2 separate regions of the Homo sapiens genome follow, and region 2 is linked to region 1. The links are chromatin loops, found by intact Hi-C in ENCODE. Cell type or tissue: B cell. All regions are shown on one strand. Links, peaks and the distances in the headings refer to the core of each region. The heading gives the core; the rest is flanking DNA.

Region 1 (10,752 bases), core at 1,364-9,363:
CTGGACTTTGGTCAGCCTAGGTGAGACTCACCTGTCCTTCTGGGGTCTTACTCCTCCTCAAGGAGTCTGTAGTGGAAAGGAGGCCACAGAATAAGCTGCTTATTCTGAAACTTCAGCTTCCTCTAGCCCGGCCCTCTCTAAGGGAGCCCTCTGCACTCGTGTGCAGGCTCTGACCAGGCAGAACAGGCAAGAGGGGAGGGAAGGAGACCCCTGCAGGCTCCCTCCACCCACCTTGAGACCTGGGAGGACTCAGTTTCTCCACAGCCTTCTCCAGCCTGTGTGATACAAGTTTGATCCCAGGAACTTGAGTTCTAAGCAGTGCTCGTGAAAAAAAAAAGCAGAAAGAATTAGAAATAAATAAAAACTAAGCACTTCTGGAGACATAATAATGTACATTTATTGCCAGCCTTCCTCGTTGCAAGCTTCCACCCTGCAGCAAATGCACTATGCTGACTCTCGCACCTTCAGCTGTGCCCTCTGACACTCTGCTGGCCATTGCCTGAGGGACTGGGGAGTTCAGGTGAAATGTAATTTCCTCAGTGGATGAGAATCATCAATTGTCATGAAAAGGCGATTTCACCAACCCTGAGTCGGTATTGCCAAGGGTTCTACTCCCCAAGTGGGCTTCCCATCACAAGGGATCTGAGGTCCAGGTGGGTGTGGTGAGGCCCAGCCTGTCATGTATGCCTTCCTTCCCCAGTCTCAAATGTGAGAGACGGACTCTGCTCCGTGGACATGAGCAGCCCCTTGAAGGGTGGTCTCATTCTCTAACAGTAACAGCACTGCCAGAAACACCCCCTGAATGCCACACGATCATCTCACTTTGGGTCAGGCCAGCAGGGCCTCACGATCATTTCTTGAACTTGAATTTTCAGTGTTATTGAATCTTTAAACATTTAAATCCCCAAGCAAAAATCTCATTACAGTGAATAAAAAGGAATCCAATCAAACAAGCCACCACTTCCCTAATGGATGGACTACCTACAACTATAGTGTTTTGTTATTTCAATAACAATTCTATGCACAGCCAATTCTCCATACCAAAGTACTAAAAAAATGTTTAACAAGCATTTTTGAAGAAAACAAAGAGAACTTCATTATGGTTAAACTTGCTTTTCATCTCAGTGTTGCTTTTTTTAACCTGTTAATAACATTGATTCTTAAAAAGTCCTAATCAAACTTCTTTATTTGGATGGGCCCTAAATATTCATTTTCAGATTTCTCTTCAAAAGTTTGAACATCATCATTAAAAAAAAAATAGCATTAAAACAAGCACTTGGACTTTGTTATACTGGAGCTTGGCCTATATTTCTGAGTCTAACCATAAGATGAAAATTCGAATGTCACATAAACCCGAGTTAGTGACCGCACTGATGTGAAGGTGAGATGAGCTGAGCTGCACCATTCTGTCCAGGCATGTTAGCAACTTTGTGCTCATGACTGTGTGATCCTGTCTTGCTGATTTCACAAGAAGGCTAGGGATGGGAATACTCTGGGGGTTGGAAGGAGGCTGCATAAACCCGGTCACTATGGAGGAGCATCCTCCACGGGGCAGCCCCATGCACCAGAGCTGTGTTGCTGGTACACGCACAAACCACTGACGCACAGGAGGTATAAAGAGGAGCTTCCTCTCTATTCCCTCAACTACCTTAAGAGATGCTGTGATCCTGTTGGGGGCTGGCTATCTGGAGATACTATTTCTACCTGCTACATCAATATTTATCAAACTTCTGCCTGGTACTCTAGGCCCTGGGGATGCGGCGATAAGACAGACAAGGTCCCTGCCCTCATGAAGCTTACATTTTAGAGGGAAGAGACAGACAAAGAACAGATAAATCAACATGAAAAGTAGCAGCTAGTGGTAAGAGCTATGTTGAAAATTAAAATAGGTTACTGTAACAGATGATTGTGTGGCTACTTTAGGATTGGGGATTATAGATGGCCTCTATGCGGAAATTACATTTCAATTGAAAACTAAATGGCAAGAAGAAACCAGTCTTGGGAAAATTAGGGGGAAGAGCTTTCCAGAGAGAGGAAAACCAAGTGCAAAGGCTGTCAGGCAGGAGCAACCATTTGTGTATATTGTAGTCTAGTGAGAAGGCAGGTCGTACAAGATGAGGCTAGAGAACCAGACACGGCCAGATCACATCGGGCTTTGGAATCTATAATGAGGGGTTTGAGTTATTTCTAAATATGTTGCAAACTTTTGAATGGATTTAAGCAGAGGAGTGAGATAATCTGATTTATGTTTTAAAAGGGTAGCTGTGGCTACTGTGTGAATAGGAAGCCAGCACGGAGGCAGAGAGAGTTATTCACAGACTACTGCAACAGAACAAGCAGCCATCCAGTTGGCAGATGAAGGTATTGTCTGGATTAGGGTGTTGTAGTGGAGATGAGAGAAGTAGAAGGATTCTGGATGTGTTTTGGGGGACAGTCAACAGAATTTGCTGATGGGGATTGTATGGAAGTGCTGAGGGAAAGAAGGAAGTCAAAGATGACTCCTAGTTGCCTAAGAAACTGGTAGATGGAGGAGACTAGGAGGAGCAGGTTCGGGATATGCAGCAGTTTTAAAACATGTTTGCAAATTCTTTGAGGTTCCTTCCATGGACAGTTGGGGTCTGTGTCACCTCCCCTTGACTCTGGGCTCTGTGACTGCTTGACCAATATTAACATGGCAGAAGTAATGCTTTACGAGGCCCAGGGCTTAAGACACTAGCAGCTTCCACTTCCTCTCCTTAGGACACTCACACTTGAAACTCAGTCACCACGTCATGAGGAAGCAAGCCATAACAGCCTGTGGAGAGGCCATGTGGAGAGGAACCACAGTCCCTCCACCCACCGGCCAGGCTGAGCTTCCAGGCGACAGCCAGCAAAACTTGCCAGCTGCGTGAGTAAGCCATCTTGGAAAGGGATTCTCCAGCTGCTCCAGCTGACACTTCATGGAGCAGTCCTCATTGAACCACAGAAAAATTAGAGATTTGTGTGCAAAATTAATGATTATTATCTTAAATGATTGATAGGTTTTGAGGTGACTTCTTATGCAGTAATATAACAGTGAAAAGGGGAGATGGTTAAGAGTTCCATTTTGGCCATTCTAGGTTCTAGGTGCCTATCATATGTCCAACTGGAGGGTTCAAATAGGCAAATGGTTATACAAAGCCCCAGGAGAGGTCAGGGCTGGAATATAAGTTTTAATGTCACAGAGTAAAGGCATGAGACTTTACCCCGGTTAAGGTCACCTGGGAAACATGTAAATAAAAGAAGACCGGGGAACTCTTAATTCTGGGATTTCCTGTGTGGGCACAGGAACCAGGACTTTGAGGAGCTGCGTATTAAGTAAACAGGAAGAGGTCAGAGCTGAGCTTCCATCTTCCCTCCAAGAGAGCTAGTTCTATGGGTGAACCCTGAATGGGCATGGATCTGTACAGTCCTTCCTTCTAGCTGTAGATATTGTTCTTTAGCCATTTACTGAAGTGCTGCATCTATGGATTTAACAACATCTCCCTTGAATTTCCAATGCTAATAAAAAAGTGTTTGCCTTTTCACACTAACAGACAATTATCTTCACTTTGGAAAATTGCTTCCTCTGAATCATGCCCTGAGCTGTTAAGTGTGTCGTCTGTAGGCACTCACTGGATTTAGGTTTGCAGGTGATATTAAAATGTCATGTGGCAACCTGGAAAAGGCAGTGGCTGCACAGCACAGTGCAAGGACTTGCTTACCCTCCGGCAGATCTTTGCAGGAAGATGCACCGGAGCTGTTGCCTGCAGCTGACCACCACAGCTGGTGGGCCTATGTGCTGGAAAACCCAGGGGTCATTCCAGGCCCAGCTGTAATCTTCTTAGCCCTGAAGAGATGCCTCTTACTGTCAGCATCTCTGCTTCTTTTCACACAGCAGGATACGTCTTGGAGCCTTACTCAAGTCTGCACTACTTCTAGCCAGCATTTGGGAGGCAAATGGACTAGCTGAGGCTGGAGTAAAGCAGTTCCTCACCAAGTTGAGGGAATCTTGTTGCATACGGCCCTCTAGCTAGGCAAGCCATCAGCTGCCTACAATTTAAGGTCCTGGGAGTGGCCAGTAGGGGCCCATCCACAGAAACTTAGAGGCCTTGGTGAGGCTTCATTTCTGTGACCATCTTCCATTCCAGGGGCTTGTGAGCCCAGCTCAGAGGTGTCCTAATATTTGTAGTGCCCTGCCTCCTTCTCCCTTCAGGCAGTCTCGATCAGCCTGCAGGAGACCACCCTTAGGGACCTGTTAACACAGCAAGGCTGCTCCTGTGATCCATGTCAGTGATATAGCCATGAAGATATCACTACTCAGCAGGGAGCACTTTCCAGAGAACACAGTGGCATCAAAATAGATTTAGAAAATGAAACCACTCTAATATAGGCAGTTTGCCTTAGTTGAATAAAAGCGATACAAATTAAACCTACCTACTGCAAGCAATGACAGTAACTCAGTAGTGCTTGGTTTTCAGAGTATCTCATAAAGGGGATGCAACTACAGACCTTAGTTACTAATAATTTCTTATTATGTTTTTGGTCATTCATTCATTTATGCAACATATATTTATGGAGAGCCTATTAAGTGCTAGACATTGTAGGAGCCAGGGATACTGCAGGGAGCAAAAGAAGCTCCCTGCTCTTGTGGAATTTAGGTTCCAGTCTGGGGAGACAGACAATAAACAAATGAACATATACTGTAAAGTCAAGTAGTGATGAGTGGTATAAATAAGGAAGGGCTAAAGGACAGAGAATGAGGAGGTGGTGGGAGGGAGCTGCTGTCTTAGGATGAGCTCATCATTAGAGTCATGAATCCAGGCCCCTCCTAGAGCACTGGCTCCTCAAACCAAGCCTGGCAGCACTGGCCCTGGCAAGCTCCTTTATCCGCCCAGCAAGACCTTGGCATTTCATGTCAAGCCAAGCTGACCAAAGCTTCAAGCTGTGAACAAGCCATTTGGCAGTTCCTCGAACAGGTGCCACCTAGTGGTTGCAATATGGAGTCGACCTGTGTTTCTGTCTCCCGTCCCACTGCCTCAGACCTTACATGCCCATAATTCAAGACAAGATCTTACCCAAGGGGCCCTGGGGACTAGGGCTGTGATTTGACAACTGATTGGTCGCATGTTGTTTGACACAGCCCTCGGAGTTTATTTTGTTTAGATATTTTCCTTTTTTCTCTGCTTGGCAGAGAAAAACTAGTGACCAAGTCCAAACTCATTGATCTAGGTCATTTCAAACTATCAACAACGCTCTGAATCTCACATACAAACACCGCATATTCATGCATTCACTGTTACGGTCTAGGCACCAGGGTAGGCTGGATATATAGTCCTGAGTCAGAAGGGAAAAGGAGTTGAAGGAATGATGAGGACAAAATCTACTCCTCAATTATAATCTTGCATGTTTTACCACTTTGTAGTTCCAGGAGCTCCCTACCACACTCCCCTGCCTTGGATTGTTCTCTGATCCTACACAGTATCCTAGGACTGAAGGATAATTTTGGGCCACAGGTTGAAGTTTTCTGTCTTTTCCCTACAAAACGCAAAAAGTAGAAATACAAGCCTACCTCAAATTTGAGCTTCGGTGCTGGCTTTGCCTTATTACATGTGTGGCAGTTGAAAAAAATTAACAGCTGCTAAGCAGGAATTGGAACCAATGCCCCAGAGAAGACAGAGCCCAGTAATGTCTGAAGCAGCATGCACAGCAGAACAGCATGGAGGTACAGAGTGTGAGCTTGTGGTGAACCCTGGCCAAGCCTGCTAAGTGCGGCCCTCTGCAGCCTTGTGGGTAACCTATCCTGTGTGACCACAAATTGGTCATCAGCACACACTGTCAATGCAGCGGTGTGTGTGTGATGCCTGATCATGCTATAAAACTGTGGACAGTGTAGCACATTGGAACCCCAATGTTACTTCCAGGTGACTTGGCTTGAAGAAGTCAGCTTTTAGCAGCCACATCAGGTACCTAAACTGGAGTTTTAAGTAATGCAGGTGCCAAGTATAAGAGGTTTGATAGGGCCAGGCACGGTGGCTCATGCCTGTAGTCCCAGCACTTTGGGATGTCAAGGCGGGTGGATCATTTGAGGTCAGGAGTTCAAGACCAGGCTGGCCAACATGGTGAAACCCTGTATCTACTAGAAATACAAAAATTAGCCGGGCGGTAGTGGCGCATGCCTGTAATCCCAGCTACTCGAGAGGCTGAGGCAGGAGAATTGCTTGAGCCTGGGAAGCAGAGGTTGCGGTGAGCCGAGATCGTGCCACTGCACTCCAGCCTTGGCAACAGAGTGAGATGCTGTCTCAAAAACAAAAAACAAAACAATTTAAAAAAAGAGGCTTGATAAACCATCACTAAGGCTCCCCATGAGGAACTGGGATGACTCAAACAGCATCACTCACCCAGTACCCCCCGGGCCCAGTATTCCTAATGTACTTCTCTGAAAATGCATTATCTACATTTATCACACTGATAGGTGCCTTCTCTAAGATTTATGATTCATAATGCTCATATTCTCCAAGACTCCCATTATGTCCTTTACGGTACCTGGATTTGTATCCCAGTTCTGCCACTTATTAGCTATGTGACCTTGTGGAAGTTATTTAACTTCTCTGTGCCTCAGTTTCTTCATGTGGTAAATAAAGATAATGATAGTACCTACAAGATAGAGCTGTTTTGAGAATTAAATGAGTTAATACCTGGAAAACTCTTGAAACATTGCCTGGCATGTAGTAAGGGCCCAATAAACGTTAACTGTCATCCTCATCGTTACATTTCACTTCTTGAGACTTTAGAAGTTAAACCCAAGAAACATTCTTTAAAGGGGTTCACTCTCTGCTGGGTTTCCCCATTTCACTGAGATGGAAAGTTCTTTAGTCACAGTTTTTCTAGTGGGGTATGTCCTAGCAACAGAAAAATTAAAGCTTGAAGTAGGAATGAAAGGCTATGATGCCTGATTTGGGTTCTCACACAAGGCCTTCCAAACACCCGTGTCCTCCTGAGCTGGGAAGGTAAAATGAGCTCTTCCAATCGCCTGAGCTTCTCTTAGGTCAGGGACGGCACAGACACAAGTGCACATACACAGCGCAGCCTCTCAATCCTTCATTTTTTCTGAGTTCCAATCCTCAGCCCCTGGTATGTGAGGATCACAGTACATCTCCTTGCTGAGCCCAGAAGCACATGTTTTCCAGAACTGCCTATTTCTATTCGATGTTTCCAGCATGGCAACATCCAACTTCAGAGTCCAAGAAGGCAGTACTCAGGTCTCTAGGCAGGCAAGGTCAATGAAGACACTCACTGTGGCAAGGTGTGAATAATTTGCATGAAACCTGTGGTCATTGAAACAAAGCCCCTTTTTGAGACATGAGGACACAGGCCTGGCCAAGGTGGGTCTGACCACTGTGCAGCATGTGCCAGGGAGAGTACAGAACTCAAAGTGCAATGTGCTAACGGAGTGTAGACAGACTGAAAAGAGTGAATTTCATTTTTTTAAACATCATGAATGAGATAGGAAAAAAGCCAGTAATTATACAGCAGAGAAATCAGGCAATACCTTGACCAGATGATCAAAATTAGCATGTCCAATAAAGGACAGATGGATATCATGTGCCTACAGATGTGATAGCCTGAGAAGAACGTACCATCACCTATACTGTACTCAAGCCAAAAATGCATCACCTCAATCTCAATACAAGGAAAATGCAGACAAACACAAAATGAAGAATGCTCTATTTTAAAAAGGGGAGGGAAGTTGAAAAACAACTTGCACATCAGTGAAATTTTAAAGCTTGTGTGCTTCAAAAGACACTATTAAGAAGTGAAAAGGTAGCCCATGGAATGGTAGAAAATGTTTGTAAATCATATATCTGACAAGAGACTAATAGCTACAATATGTAAAGAGTTCTTACAAGTCAATAATAATGAGACAAATCACTCAATTAAAAATGGACAGAGGAGGCTGGGCATGTTGGCTCACACCTGTAATCCCAGCACTTTGGGAGGCCGAGGCAGGTGGATCATGAGATCAGGAGACTGAGACCATCCTGGCTAATACAGTGAAACCCTGTCTCTACTAAAAATACAAAAAATTAGCCAGGCGTGGTGGTGGGCACCTGTGGTCCCAGCTACTCGGGAGGTTGAGGCAGGAGAATGCCGTGAACCCAGGGGGCGGAGCTTGCAGTGAGCCGAGGTCACGCCACTGCACTCCAGCCTAGGCGACAGAGCGAGACTCTGTCTCAAAAAAAAAAAAAAAAAAAAAGAAGATGGACAGAGGATTTTAATAGACATGTTTCCAAAGAAGACAAACAAATGACCAATAAGCACCTGAAAAGATGCTTAACATCATTAGTCATCAGGGAAACACAAATCAGAACCATAATGAGATACCATCTCAACCTCACTAGCATGGCTATAATAAAAAAGACAGATGGTAAAAAGTGTTGAAGAGGATGTGAAGAAATTGGAACCCTCATACACTGCTGGTGGAGATGCAGAATGGTGCAGCTGCTTTGGAGAGTAGTCTGTTAATTCCTCAAAAGTCACACGGGCTACCATGTGACCCAGCAATTCTACTCCAGGAGATGAATAAAAGGCACAAAAAGATTTCCACATGAGATTTCTTAGCAACATTAGTCGTAATACCTTAAAAGTGGAAACAGCTTACATATCTATCAACTAATGTACAGCTAGACAAAATGTGGTAGATCCATACAATGGAATATTATTTGGCCATAGTTAAATACTGATAGATGCTACAGTATGGATGAATTTTGAAAACACTGTGCTACGTGAAAGAAGCCAGTCACAAAAGACCATGCATTATATGATTCCAGTTACATGAAATGTCCAGAATAGGCAAATTCATAGAGACAGGAAGTGGATTACAAGTTAGTTGTCTAGGGCTGGAGAAATTGGTAGGCAATGGGGAATGATTAATGGGTACCAAGTTTCTCTTGGGACGATGAAATGTTCTAGAAGTCATTGTGGTGATGGTTGCACAGCTCTCTGAATTTATTTAAAACTTGAATTGTACACATTAAGTACAATTGTATGAATTGGGTGAATTTTATGGTATGTGAATTATATCACACACAGAAACCAGTAACTAAAAAGGGTTAACTGGTTTTTGTGTTAACCAGTTAACCCTTTTTAATGACACTGACAGTTTTGAATTTTAACATTTTGAATGTCAAAAATGTCTGTGTCATGGAGGACAAAGAAAGCTGTGGAAATGTTCCAGATTAAAGGAGGCTAAAGAGACATGACAACCAAATACAATACCTGCTCCTAGCCTGGATCCTGTACTGGAGGAATGTGTTATAAATGGTCAACTGACAAAATTGGAACATGAATAGTAGCTTAGATAAAAGTATTGTATCAATGTAAATTTATCAAGCTTCTATCTGTATTGTGGTTACATAAGAGAAAAATCTCTATTTTTAGGAAATATACAATGAAGTATTAGTGGTACAGGATCATAATGTATGAGTAATCTATCCTAAAATCGTTCAGAAAAAAGTGTGTGTGTGTGCATGTGTGTGTGTGTGTGTTTTGCAGGGAAGCAAATGAAATTGAACATTTTTATGAGTCAAAGGAAGCCATCAAGAAAGTGAAAAGGCAACTCATAAAATGGGAGAAAAATTTTGCAAGTCATGTGTGACAAGAGACTTGTAGCTAGAATATATAAAGAACTCTCCATTTGTTTGTGTCCTCTCTTATTTCCTTGAGCAGTGGCTTGTAGTTCTCCTTGAAGAGGTCCTTGAAGAGGAAGAATCAATATTGTGAAAATGGCCATACTGCCCAAAGTAATTTATAGATTCAATGCTCTCCCCATCAAGCGACTATTGACTTTCTTCACAGAATTGGAAAAACTACTTTAAATTTCATACAGAACCAAAAAAGAGCCCACATAGCCAAGACAATCCTAAGCAAAAAGAACGAAGCTGGAGGCATCACACTACCTGACTTCAAACTATACTACAAGGCTGCAGTAACAAAAACAGCATGGTACTGATACCAAAACAGATATATAGACCAATGGAACAGAACAGAGGCCTCAGAAATAACACCACACATCCACAACCATCTGATCTTTGACAAACCTGACAAAAACAAGCAATGGGGAAAGGATTCCCTATTTAATAAACGGTGTTGGGAAAACTGGCTAGCCATAAGTGGAAGTCTGAAACTGGATCCCTTCCTTACACCTTATACAAAAATTAACTCAAGATGGATTAAAGACTTAAACATAAGACCTAAAACCATAAAAACCCTAGAAGAAAACCTAGGCAATACCATTCAAGACACAGGCATGGGCAAAGACTTCATGATTAAAACACCAAAAGCAATGGCAACACAAGCCCAAATTGACAATTGACATCTAATTAAACTAAAGAGCTTCTGCACAGCAAAAGAAACTATCATTACAGTGAACAGGCAACCTATAGAATGGGAGAAAATTTTTGCAATCTATCCATCTGACAAAAGGTTAATATTCAGAATCTACAAAGAACTTAAACAAATTTACAAGAAAAAAACAACCCCATCAAAAAGTGCGCGAAGAATATGAACAGACACTTCTCAAAAGAAGACATTTACGCAGCCAATAAACATATGAAAAAAGCTCATCATCACTGGTCATTGGAGAAATGCAAATCAAAACCACAATGAGCTACCATTTCATGCCAGTTAGAATGGCAATCATTAAAAAGTCAGGAAACAACAGATGCTGGAGAGGATGTGGAGAAATAGGAATGC
Region 2 (10,752 bases), core at 916-8,915, 1.3 Mb before region 1:
TTAATTAAGATGGCTTCCATTAAAAGGAGCAGAAAGCTCAACTCACTATGGGTTACTAAGTGAAGGAGATGATTGGTTTATACAATAGAAGTATGACAGGATTGAGGATGGGTCCATTTAGGAGTTCAACAACTTTATCAGGGAGTTCTATTTTCCATCACTCCACTCTGCCATTCACAATGAGAGCTTCCATCTAGGGCTTGCCCCTGTTTTAGTCTCAGAGTGGCTTTCTATTGCTGCTGAGACTGCATATGTCTCCCACTTTTATCTAGCAGGAGAAAGGGAACTTGTTTTTCTGGAAATAAGCCAGTAAACTTATGCAAACTCATTGGCCTGAATTGCTAGTGAGACCACATATGTGTCCCATTCTTATCTAGCAGGAAAAAGGAAATTTGTTTTTCTGGAAATAAGCCAATAAACTTATGCAAGCTCACTGGCCTGAATTAGGCCAGCACCCATCACTGGGTCCTGTAATAGTGGCCTTAAAATGGAATTGCACTAGGCCTGAGTCTTCAGGAGTGGAGTGGTCTATTGGGGGAGATGTGGATACCCTAACAAAAGTCATGGTAGTTACCAAGAGAAGAACAAGGGCTGGGGAGGCAACTCCAAGGCTCTCTTAGCTACATATTATCCTATTTTTCAGAGGAGAAACTGAAGCTTGGAGATGCTGCTGTGTGTAATGATAGAGCCAGGACTCTCACCCTTCCCTACACCAGGTTATCTTGAAGAAACAAACCAAAGAAAAGCCGGAATGGTCATCCCTTCACTTTCAGCCTAAAACATGTAGATAGGAAAGAGAAGCAGGGATTTCATGAGACTGGGAAAATCTCAGCCACTGTGCACCCAGGAGCTACTGAATCTACCTACTCCACAAAGCTGAGGCAGCTTTGAACCTTCACATCACCTGGAACCATGCCTAGCTCAGCAACTATTTGTAAACTGAAGAGCAGAGACTACAAAGGTATTACCCATAATGATGAGTTCTAGAGCACTGTTTCCCCAGCCCATTCTGGGTTAAATCAGAGGTGTGGGCTAGCCTGGGAACCTTGCCACACTGCATAACATTGCTCCTCCTGGGGAATGTCTTCCGAGTTCTAAAGGACAGATTTGCAAATAGACTTCTGGAGTACAGCCCCATCCACTGCTGGGAACTGCCTTTGTTTGACTTGTTTATTCAGGAGAGCTTCTCTGGACTTTCACCCAGCCGCTGCCTGGCAGGAGGTGACCTGGCTTTAGCCAACAGTGGGTGGGGACAGCAGGAGAGCAGCTTCTGCTCAGTGCTAACTGGACACAAAGCTATACCATAGGAAGGGGGAAGGGCAGAGTATTCAAAGGCCATAAGACAGCTAGTCTTTGACAAGGGACCTCATTTAAGGAGCATGAGTCTCCCTGTCTCACTTCTACCTGGTGGAAGAGTGAGACAAAATTAACTTACATGACTTGAAAGGCTTTTGCAATTTTTGAGGGCCACTGAGTATAAATTTTCCAATAAGCAGCTGTTGGCTTTTGTTCCTGCTGAGGTCTCTCACAAGGCAGCATCAGGTTTGAGTGTCATGGCCTGCCATGGCCCCACTGGCCTTGAGGGTTTCTGTGGCCTATTTTAAGCAATTTTACTGTTCATGGTCCTGGCAAACATATCCATTTTTCTGACAATATTTATAGTCTGATGTAAGTGTGAACTAGATAATGACCTTTTCAAGTCATGGCACAATGTTCTGTTTAAAGTTTTCATTTTTTTGCTCAGAACATCTGCAAGATCCTTTGACCCTTCTGCATGGTCTCTTGGAGATTTTCCTAACTTTCTGACCACTTGTGGGGATAGAGGGGTGAATGATGGGCAGACCCTTCACGTGTCTTGGGTCATGTGAGCATCTGAGCCTACAGAGAACACTCCTTTTGCTTCTGAAGCTCTTGCAGCCCGTTCTGAGAAATGTAATGCTGACCAGTTCATCTCAGGCATTTCTTTCTCTCCGGACATTATAGGATCACCCTCAAAACACGTGTGAGGGCACATACATCATCAGCTTCCCATAGTGAGTAGTTCCTAGGACTTGGATAACATTTCAAGCTTGACATGGCTAAAACAATACCATATCTGCAGTTAACTTTAGGTGACTCACCAGAAGAGCTATTTTAAACAAATTTGTAGCGACTAAGATTACATTTGTTCTATGAAAAACAGACTGAAAGGACAAAAGGCTAATGCAATATTTTTGAAACGCTCTTTTTAAGCTCAATGAAGTCCTGCTGTATTTTCTTGACAGCATCCTAGTTACCAGGCATAACAGGAGGGGCAATAACTGGTATCTAAACCACTCAAGAAACAAGCATGTCTTGACACCATCCAGCAGGAGTATATGTTCATCAGAAGACAGGTTTGTAGAAATAGTGATGGCCATGTTCATCTAGTCACCAGGGATTCTAATGTATTCCCTTTCAAAATAATATTGGTCAGGCTAGAGCTCTGGTAGCCTTGTGAAGGGTATGGTTTACCAGTCACCTGGCCTGCCTTAAGGTCATCTTCAGTTCTCCTGGCAATTACTATACTCTCTTCTCTATCCCAGAGTGCAGACACATTTCTGTATTTAGTTCAAAGAAAATCAACAGCACAAATTCATAGGGATTCCTGACAAAGCCAGAAGGTCAGAGCTAGAAGCAGATTGGGGCTTCTAGCTCTGACCTTTCAGCTGAGACAAGATTTCTAAGGGGAGAAGAATGAACAGATGTGAGGAATGGGGTGCTCTCATGCTACTCAAATGAAGCACAAAGGTAAACACCAACCTCATTATTCTCCTGAGAAGTTGCTTATTTTCCTGGGGTGGGGAACCTGGGGGCAGGCAGAACCTTCAAGGCCTGAGAACTATCAAGAGACTCTTTAGGAGGCGAGGAGAAGCTGAAACCACTATCCCAACCCAGTTCTCCTGAGTTTTCCTTCCTGCTTCGGGTTTCCCACTTCATTTCCCATTGCCGTGGCATCATGTCAGCCCCTACCTGTGAGGAGATACTGACATTTCTTTAGTGTTATACAAACTCCTTCCCTGAACTCTTCTTCACATAGCTGAGATAGGCTGGAACTTTTCCAAAGCCTTTACAAAATACTGAGGGAGAACAACGGGGACATAAACAAGAAAATACATGAAGCATAAACATGGTCAAGCTTGTGCAATATGTTAACAATCATAATATTTAGGGAATGAGACACAGAAGGGAGAAATGTTGTACATAATAACCTTGTTTGATAATTTTTAGGAACTGTATATACTTTATAAGTAATACACATTTATTTTGACATATACAGTATTAATTTTGGTCCTACCATAGCATTCTAGCTCCCATGGTTCACTCCACTTACAGACTTTCCACCTGATTAACTCTGAGACTCTTCCTTCTGTTCCTTTCTATCCCCGTCCCTCCCCAACAGGTCTCACGAACCTTCTGGGAAGAACAACGGGTGATAAGTTTGACCATTCAGTCAATAAATGTGCCAGCTATAATGCCAGACACAGTGATAAGCCATCAGTTACCTTCAATGCTTATCGATACCACTCAAATGCCTTTTCTCTTTGATAGGAGAAAAGACCAAGGGTCATTTCCTTAACACTTCTTTCTGTGTCCATCTAAAAAGTCACTTAGAATTATATGAAAACACACTTAATAGACTCAGTAATCTCTGCCAAGAAAAAGATCTTGGTTGAAAGAATTCTCAGCTACAACAATGACTGCAATCAAAAAGAACTCATTTACATACAAATGGATCTTCCCAAAGAAGGCAAAAAGGAAAATCCCACTTTCTGATTTGGAGCAGCAACAAGCCACTAATATAGTCAAGGCAAGGCAGCCTCTGTCCTCTGGATGCCTCCAATAAGATGACTAAGGGCTTTATCAAGCCCATCTAAGCTTATGACTATATTAATGCTCCAGTGCTCTTTATTTGAGCTCCGAGGAGCCACTGTTTTCCTCATCCCTCTCATCATCTAACCTGAGCTCAAGTATTCTCACCTGGGTGTGATTCAAATGGAGCTAGCCTTTACTTTCCTGGACACTCGTCTTCCTTAATCTGCCTCAGTTTCCTCAAGGAAGACAAAGATAAAACATCTGGAGACACCACAAATGAACCTCATCACAAATGAACCTCAAGCTGAGAAGAGCACTTCTGAGAGGCACTTCCAATACCACCCACTGACACCCAGCAGAGAATAGTCTGTGCTTGGGGAATTTACCTACTGCTACAGTTTTCAGACATCATTGGCCCATAAAGAAAAGACACTTAAACCTATAAGCCTCCTGGGTTTTGCTCTGGAGCCTCACTGGTCAGAGCCTTGCGTGAACTCCCTTGGAAAGTTGTCTGGGATCAAGGAGTCTGCCCTTGAGTCTCAGCAAGGGATGAGGGAGGCAGGACTTAATGGACTGAAAGAGAGAAGCCACCCATGTGGTCCAACAGTTCATCCTAGGAAATGACAGTCCAGTTGGTACACAACTACATAAACTTATATTCCAAAATCCCCCAAATTCACCACCAAGGCACTTGGCTAAGATAACCAATATACAATCAACCTAGAACCGTTTCAAGAATTTATTCCTAAAGAAACAGCAGGTGGCAGCAGAGTTTTACATTTTTTTTTTTTTTTTTTGCCCTTTGGACTGGAATGAAAACAAAGTGTCACGGAATAATCTCCTCATCTCTGAGTCAGCCAATTGGCCCAGAAACGGGCATATTGCCGTCTTGTAACGTGAAGAGTATAGCATCTTCTCAGAGTGGGCTCTGTGCACTTTGACAAGAGAATACAACATCACCCGCCACCCCCAGGCCAGAGACCTGCCTGGTTCTGTAGGCCAAGTAGGAAAATGACTGCCCCAGAATGACCAGATCACAGAGGCTGTGGCCCTGAGTTTCATATTCATTTTCCCAGTATCAAGGTGTTGCTCATTTACAATGTGGAGGCCCTCAAAGAAAACTGAGTATGATTAAGTGGAAGAATGCCTAGGAATTGAGTATACACCTCACAGCATTTTCACCATCTATTATGATATAATCCATGGCAGAAATGTAGGGGCAAAAAAAAGTGGAAAAGGGGAGTTAATAAAATCTGGTTTCTGGTGTACTTAGAGATTTAGAGATCTCTGAAAGCTGCATCACCACCCCACAGCTGCTGCAGCTTGGGCTCAGGAGCAGGCAGTGCCAAGACCACTGTCTGCTTTGGCCTCAAATACCTTCCTTGACTTAGTATTGTGCTTGGCTCCCAACTTCCAAGTTGTAGCTGGAAAGTTTCCATTGTCACAGTGTAGCACCAGAGTTGGAACCCAAGTTTTTGCTGAATTGTTTTGCAGAGCAAATCCAGTTTTGCCTTTAAGAAGTGACTGGTCAGCCGGGAGCAGTGGCTCACGCCTGTAATCCCAGCACTTTGGGAGGCCGAGGCAGGCAGATCACGAGGTAAGGAGATCAAGACCATCCTGGCTAACATGGTGAAACCCTGTCTCTACTAAAAATACAAAAAATTAGCTGGGCGTGGTGGCAGGCGCCTGTAGTCCCAGCTACTCAGGAGGCTGAGGCAGGAGAATGGCGTGAACCCGGGAGGCGGAGCTTGCAGTGAGCCGAGATTGCGCCACTGCACTCCAGCCTGGGTGACAGAGCGAGATTCCGTCTCAAAAAAAAAAAAGAAGTGACTGGTCAGTTTGTTCCATCCCAAAATGGTGATTCAGAACTCTCTCAGACACACCTTAGACTGAGATACTTTTTTTTTTTTCCCCTTAGATTAGAGAAGGAGGATTTCCTTATGTTGCCCAGGCTGGTCTTGAACCCTTGACCTCAAGCAAGGCTCCTGCCTCAGCCTACCAAAATGCTGGGATTACAGGCCTGAGCTGCCTCACCCAGGCTGAGATGTTTAATTTCCATCCAAGAGGAAACTTTCTTATCATTTAAAGTAGAAATGGAAGGATGGAAGAAGGTGGGGGTAGGGCTGGAGGAATTTTAATTGTTATTATTTTTTTTAAGTATGAAACTTGTTCAGGAAAAAGATAAAGTTAAGGACCTTGTCTCCAGGATCCCAAACAGATTTTGCAAACATATATTTGTGGGTTTTCTTTTTGGAAGTAGAGTTGACAGAAAAGTGAGTAGCTTTAACTCTGTAGCAACACAACTCCTGGTGACCAAAGAGAACATTCCTGAAGATCCAGTGGAGGTAGAAGACGTTCATTTATTTACATGACATGCAGCCTCAGCCCCAAACATGTTTTTTGTTTTCTTTTTCTGCAGAAAATATGATTTTGTTCTGACAACTTAAGGACACACTTCACAGCTCTCAGCCCAGAAAGGGTCATTTAAGATTATCTAATAAGGAAAACATTGTATAATTCCTTTGAATGTAATAAACAATATCTTTTGGAGCAACCTGCAGCAAATGTTCCAAATTTCACATCAACATTTAATTCCCCCTCTGTGCGTATGTTCTACACTCCCCAAAAAATGATGTTAAAACATTTAATGCAGTGAATTGACAGCACCAGGAAAATATTTGGGCTGTCTGGAGTTGCCATTATTGGCTTTAATTATGACCTACTGGCTCTTGGGTCCTAAAGCAGCCAGAAAATGAGATATGTGTGCCAAAATATTCATTAGAATTCCCTTCTCAGTCATTGTATAGAAAGAACAAGTTTCCTTCTGGCTCCCATCTTCAGTATTTTAAGTGGAATTATTAATATGCCAGATTTTTTAAAGGATCAGTCAGTAAACAAGATTATGTGCATACCTTGTATTTTGCATTTTAAAAATCTTGAAAAGGTCAAATGTCCCCTTTGCTATCATTGTATTACTGTGAAGAAAGAATTGTTTTTGCAGCTATGGAGTTAACCGGTACTATCCACCCAGGCCTCCTCATCCAAACCCTGCTCTCTGGAACTGACTTGATCCTATACGCTTTGGAACTGAAAGTACTGATGAAGCACAGCTTGGGTCTCCCAAGGAACTAGTCAGAAAGGTGGTTTAATTTCTCCCGCTTTTCAATGTTCATTTCTCCCTGAATATAAGACCTCAGAAGGCTAGAGTCATAGAGGAAGAATCTTTGAGATCCTTGATGCCATGTCCTTATTTTAGAGATGATTAATCTAAAGAGAAATGGTATATTCACTGCTTTACCTTTGTGTTCTGGCATTGAGAAAGAGCAGGTGCTTTTTTTTTCTTTATTTTTTAAACCACAGCATCCTTAGTCGTTACTCTTAAACAGAATTGCCATTTAATGAGCTTATACTATACTGCCAGGCAGGGGTTGTTGCTTTCATCCATGTTATATCATTCATCCTTACAACAAGCCTATAAGGTAAATATTATTATCCCCATTTTATAGCTAATGAAACTAAGACTTGGGTTAAGAGATGTGCCCATAATTACAGGGCTAGGAGGAGGGAGAGTCTGTGTAAACTCAAGGTTGTCTAACTTCAAAGCCTATGTCCTCGACTATACCACTTCCCTGCCCCCATCCTGCCTGCCAAATGAAACAAGGCCAGACTAGAAATCAGTTGGCATATCTTGGGCTCTCACATTGCTTTAATTTTTCAAGTAGTGGGGTGAAGAAAGAGTCCTCCATAGTGATAAAGTGGAGAGAGATGCCTGTGCCCAAGCAGTCTTCACTTACCAGAATGTGCCAAGAGATAAACAGGGACCATATAGATGCAATTCTCCCCTATTAACTACTTGTCATGTTTAACATGACAGTTCACCCTGAAAGCTTTTGAAAGACTTCCCAGTTTTTAATAAAGTTGGCTGATTTGGTCCTGACAATTTGTCTTTCATTTAATAGAAAATTGGAAGGGCAATTTGGGTCAGATGCTTATTTTGGGAAAAAATAATTAGGAGTTTTGTTTTCTCTGTGCGTGTGTGTGTGTGTGTGTGTATGTGTGTGTGCGTGTGCGTGTGCGTGCATGCTCAAGGTCGTACAGGGCTGAAAGAGCAGATGTGGTATGAATTAAGGAAGTTTATCTGATGATTGTCTATAGTGGCACAGATGATGGGGTTATTGCCTGGAAATGCTTGTGTTTTCCATGGAAACATGGTTTGGGAAGAAACTGATGTTTTAGAAAAACTAACAAAGTTAAGATCAAGTTGGAATGTTATGTGTTAAATTTAACAGCATGAGATGAAGACATCTGGCAAACATCTTAAGTTTGCTAACCTAGGTGCCAGTGAAAACTGTAAACTGAAAATTTCTTTCCCTCAAAGAGAAAATTCATATACCTGGGTTAGTTATAAATAACCTGCCTGGTCTCTGCTCCCACAGTTCCCTCTCTGAAAATGAAGTTACTGGAACCCTCTGCAAATAGGTACTTGCCTGATCAGGAAGACTTAAAGGACATCATCTCCACATTGGGTTGTTTGAGTGTCAGATCACCCTAGCCACTGACATTCTCCTAATCTAAATGAACATAATTTTTTTATCTGGACTGCTGCAATGGCAGGCTACCCAGTGTCTAGAACAGGGCCCTGCGTGGAGTAGACTGTTGATCTAAAATATCATTGATTGAATGAGTAAATGAAATCCTGTTTGCCCTGACTCAGTTACCCTGTCCTGATTCCCTAACTCTTGTTGCGTGTCTGGTGCTGAAATCCAGCCACGATACCACGTTTCTAGGCCTGTCGCCTGGTCCTGTTCTCATCAATCCCTTTGACAGAAGTACATTCATTTGTGAGGACCGTCATAACAAAATACCACAGACTGTGGCTTAAACAGCAGACATTTATTTTCCCATACTTCTGGAAGCTGGAAATCCAAGGACAAGGAGTCAGCAGGTTTGGTTTCTTTGGGAACCTCTCTAGTTGTCTGGCACGTGGCTGCCTTCTCTCTGTGTCCTCCCATAGTCTTCTTATAAAGACGCAAGTCATATTAGATTGAGGACCACACATATGACCTTATTTTTCCTTGATTTCCTCTTTAAAGGCCCTATCTCCAAACACAGTCACATTCTGAGGTACTGAGGGTTAGGGGTTTAGCATATGAATTTGGTGTATGGGGATAGGGGACACAATCAGGCCCATCAGAAGGAATAATTCCAGTCCTGTCTGCTGCCTCCAGCTGGACCTCTCTTGGGCCTGCCTATAGTTTGCTCCTAGAATGCGCGCTGCTGTGCTCCCTGACATGCCTGATGCCCTGTCATTTCCTGCTGTTCCTCCTTGATGCCAACACCCTACAGCACAACCACCTGTTGTCTGTTACTCTGCCCTCGGCTGGGGCTGGCCTCCTTCCCATCACCTGCAGCTTGTCTTCTCTCCAAACACCTGCCCCACTGGCTGCAGTTAACCCTTCTATTTCTGGCTGTTTGACTGGAAACAACCCTCAATCTACAACAAATGAATAAATAAATAAACTGTTGGTCTCAGTCTGTTAGCACCACCAGGGTGCATTTTTGAAATAGCTGTATGGGGACAATGTGTAGGCCGAACAAAGTTAAGTGGCTTCACAAAGATAAAATGTTACTCACAATCACACAATGACATCAGGCCCCACCCACAGACAATCCAGTTCAATTGGTTAGGGATAAGGCTCGGTGTCAGTTTTTTTTTTTTTTTTGAAGCTTCCCCCACATGACTTTAATAGGCAGAAGAGGTTAAGGATCACTGCTCTATCTGGTGGAACAAACCTATTAAATTGAGACAAAAGGTTACCAACTAGCTGAACATAGGAGCAAAACAAGGCTGGGGGATTCCCCCGCATCTGTGACTTGTGAATGTAGTGGAGTACGCCTCCCCAGAGTCCAGTCCCTCCCAAACACAGGGGTGGGTGACTCTTCCTTCAGCTCTAGCACCCCTTTGGTGTTAATTGCTCTGCCCTTTGGTCTAAGAAGTTGGGGGTGGCTTATTAGTGTCCTCTGCCATGTAGGGCAATGTGGGTAGGGTAAGGTTCAGCAATGACTCCAGACTTAGGCAAGTATCACATCTGCTGGGCCATCTGAGCGTGACTTGCAGGCTGCTATTGATGAAAGATCTCCAGCAGTAGTAAAAAGAGCAACTAACATGGCTCTTTGGCTCAGGCAACAGTGGGACTCACTTGAATGGCAGGGGATGAGCTCCAGGCATTTAACTGGCCTCCACAGGTTTGCTGGGACTGATCTGCAGTCTCTCCATGCTGATGTCCTCCTCTCTGTGGGCTCTTTCCCAAGGCCTCCCTGCAACCTCATAGGTCCCTGCTCTCCCCCCGCCCAGGATGAAGGCGGCTTAGTCCAGCTCTCCCTCTAGTCTCTTTCCAGTGTGGGTAAAGCCCAATCCCTGATGCTTCCGGGCCTTCCCTTTTGATTCTCAAGAGCCTTTTCTTCTCTCAACAAAACCTGGTTCTCTGCAAACAAAAGGCTTTGGCTTTCAAAACTATTGTTTTTGATGTGGGCTTCAAGAGGCTATTTTAAAGTCAGAAAACTGAACATTTACTGTTTCATTCTGACTGTTTCTTTCTGTTAGCATTCCGGTTGTACCAATCCTAATTCTCCTCAAGGCAATGCCTCTGATTTACTAGGGAAAAGGTCAAGTGGAAAAAGTGTAGCAAAGAAAAGCATGAACAATAACATTTCAAGATACCCTTTCTCTATGTAAGAAATACTGCAACACTGGCCACTCCACACCTCCCCTCAGGCAAGCCCCCACAAGTGAGCAGGCCAGGATGTTCTGGCTGAGTCCACACAGGCAGAGTGAAGAGGAGAACCAAGATTTTTCTTGATAATAACAGTTCTAAATCACAATTATTAAATCATTGTTTTCTTTAACAAGCCAATGGC

The links. Hi-C counts contacts between places; a loop is a spot of excess contacts. Peaks named below come from ENCODE experiments on the same cell type or tissue, not always from the same donor. Only the 100,000 strongest peaks of a DNase experiment are listed, where the experiment ranks them.
Region 2: a loop joins it to region 1, with 11 times the contacts of the local background. A loop is called at or near these places in 4 of 110 quality-filtered maps.

The regions. Positions count from the first base shown.
Region 1 is chr11:9,010,020-9,020,771 of GRCh38, reverse strand. All of the region lies in intron 1 of NRIP3-DT (NRIP3 divergent transcript), which reads right to left. It overlaps SCUBE2 (signal peptide, CUB domain and EGF like domain containing 2), which reads left to right. Exons shown (of 23, transcript NM_001367977.2): 23 at 1-1,296. Among named protein-coding and RNA genes, the nearest start is that of NRIP3-DT, 11 kb to the right of the region's middle. In B cell, for the core only: CTCF peaks have their summits at 4,784 and 4,983 (motif pointing left); a DNase peak (open chromatin) is centred at 4,981; H3K27me3 peaks cover 543 bases.
Region 2 is chr11:10,317,051-10,327,802 of GRCh38, reverse strand. All of the region lies in intron 1 of CAND1.11 (a long non-coding RNA gene), which reads right to left. Among named protein-coding and RNA genes, the nearest start is that of CAND1.11, 14 kb to the right of the region's middle. In B cell, for the core only: a CTCF peak has its summit at 4,590 (motif pointing right); a DNase peak (open chromatin) is centred at 4,612.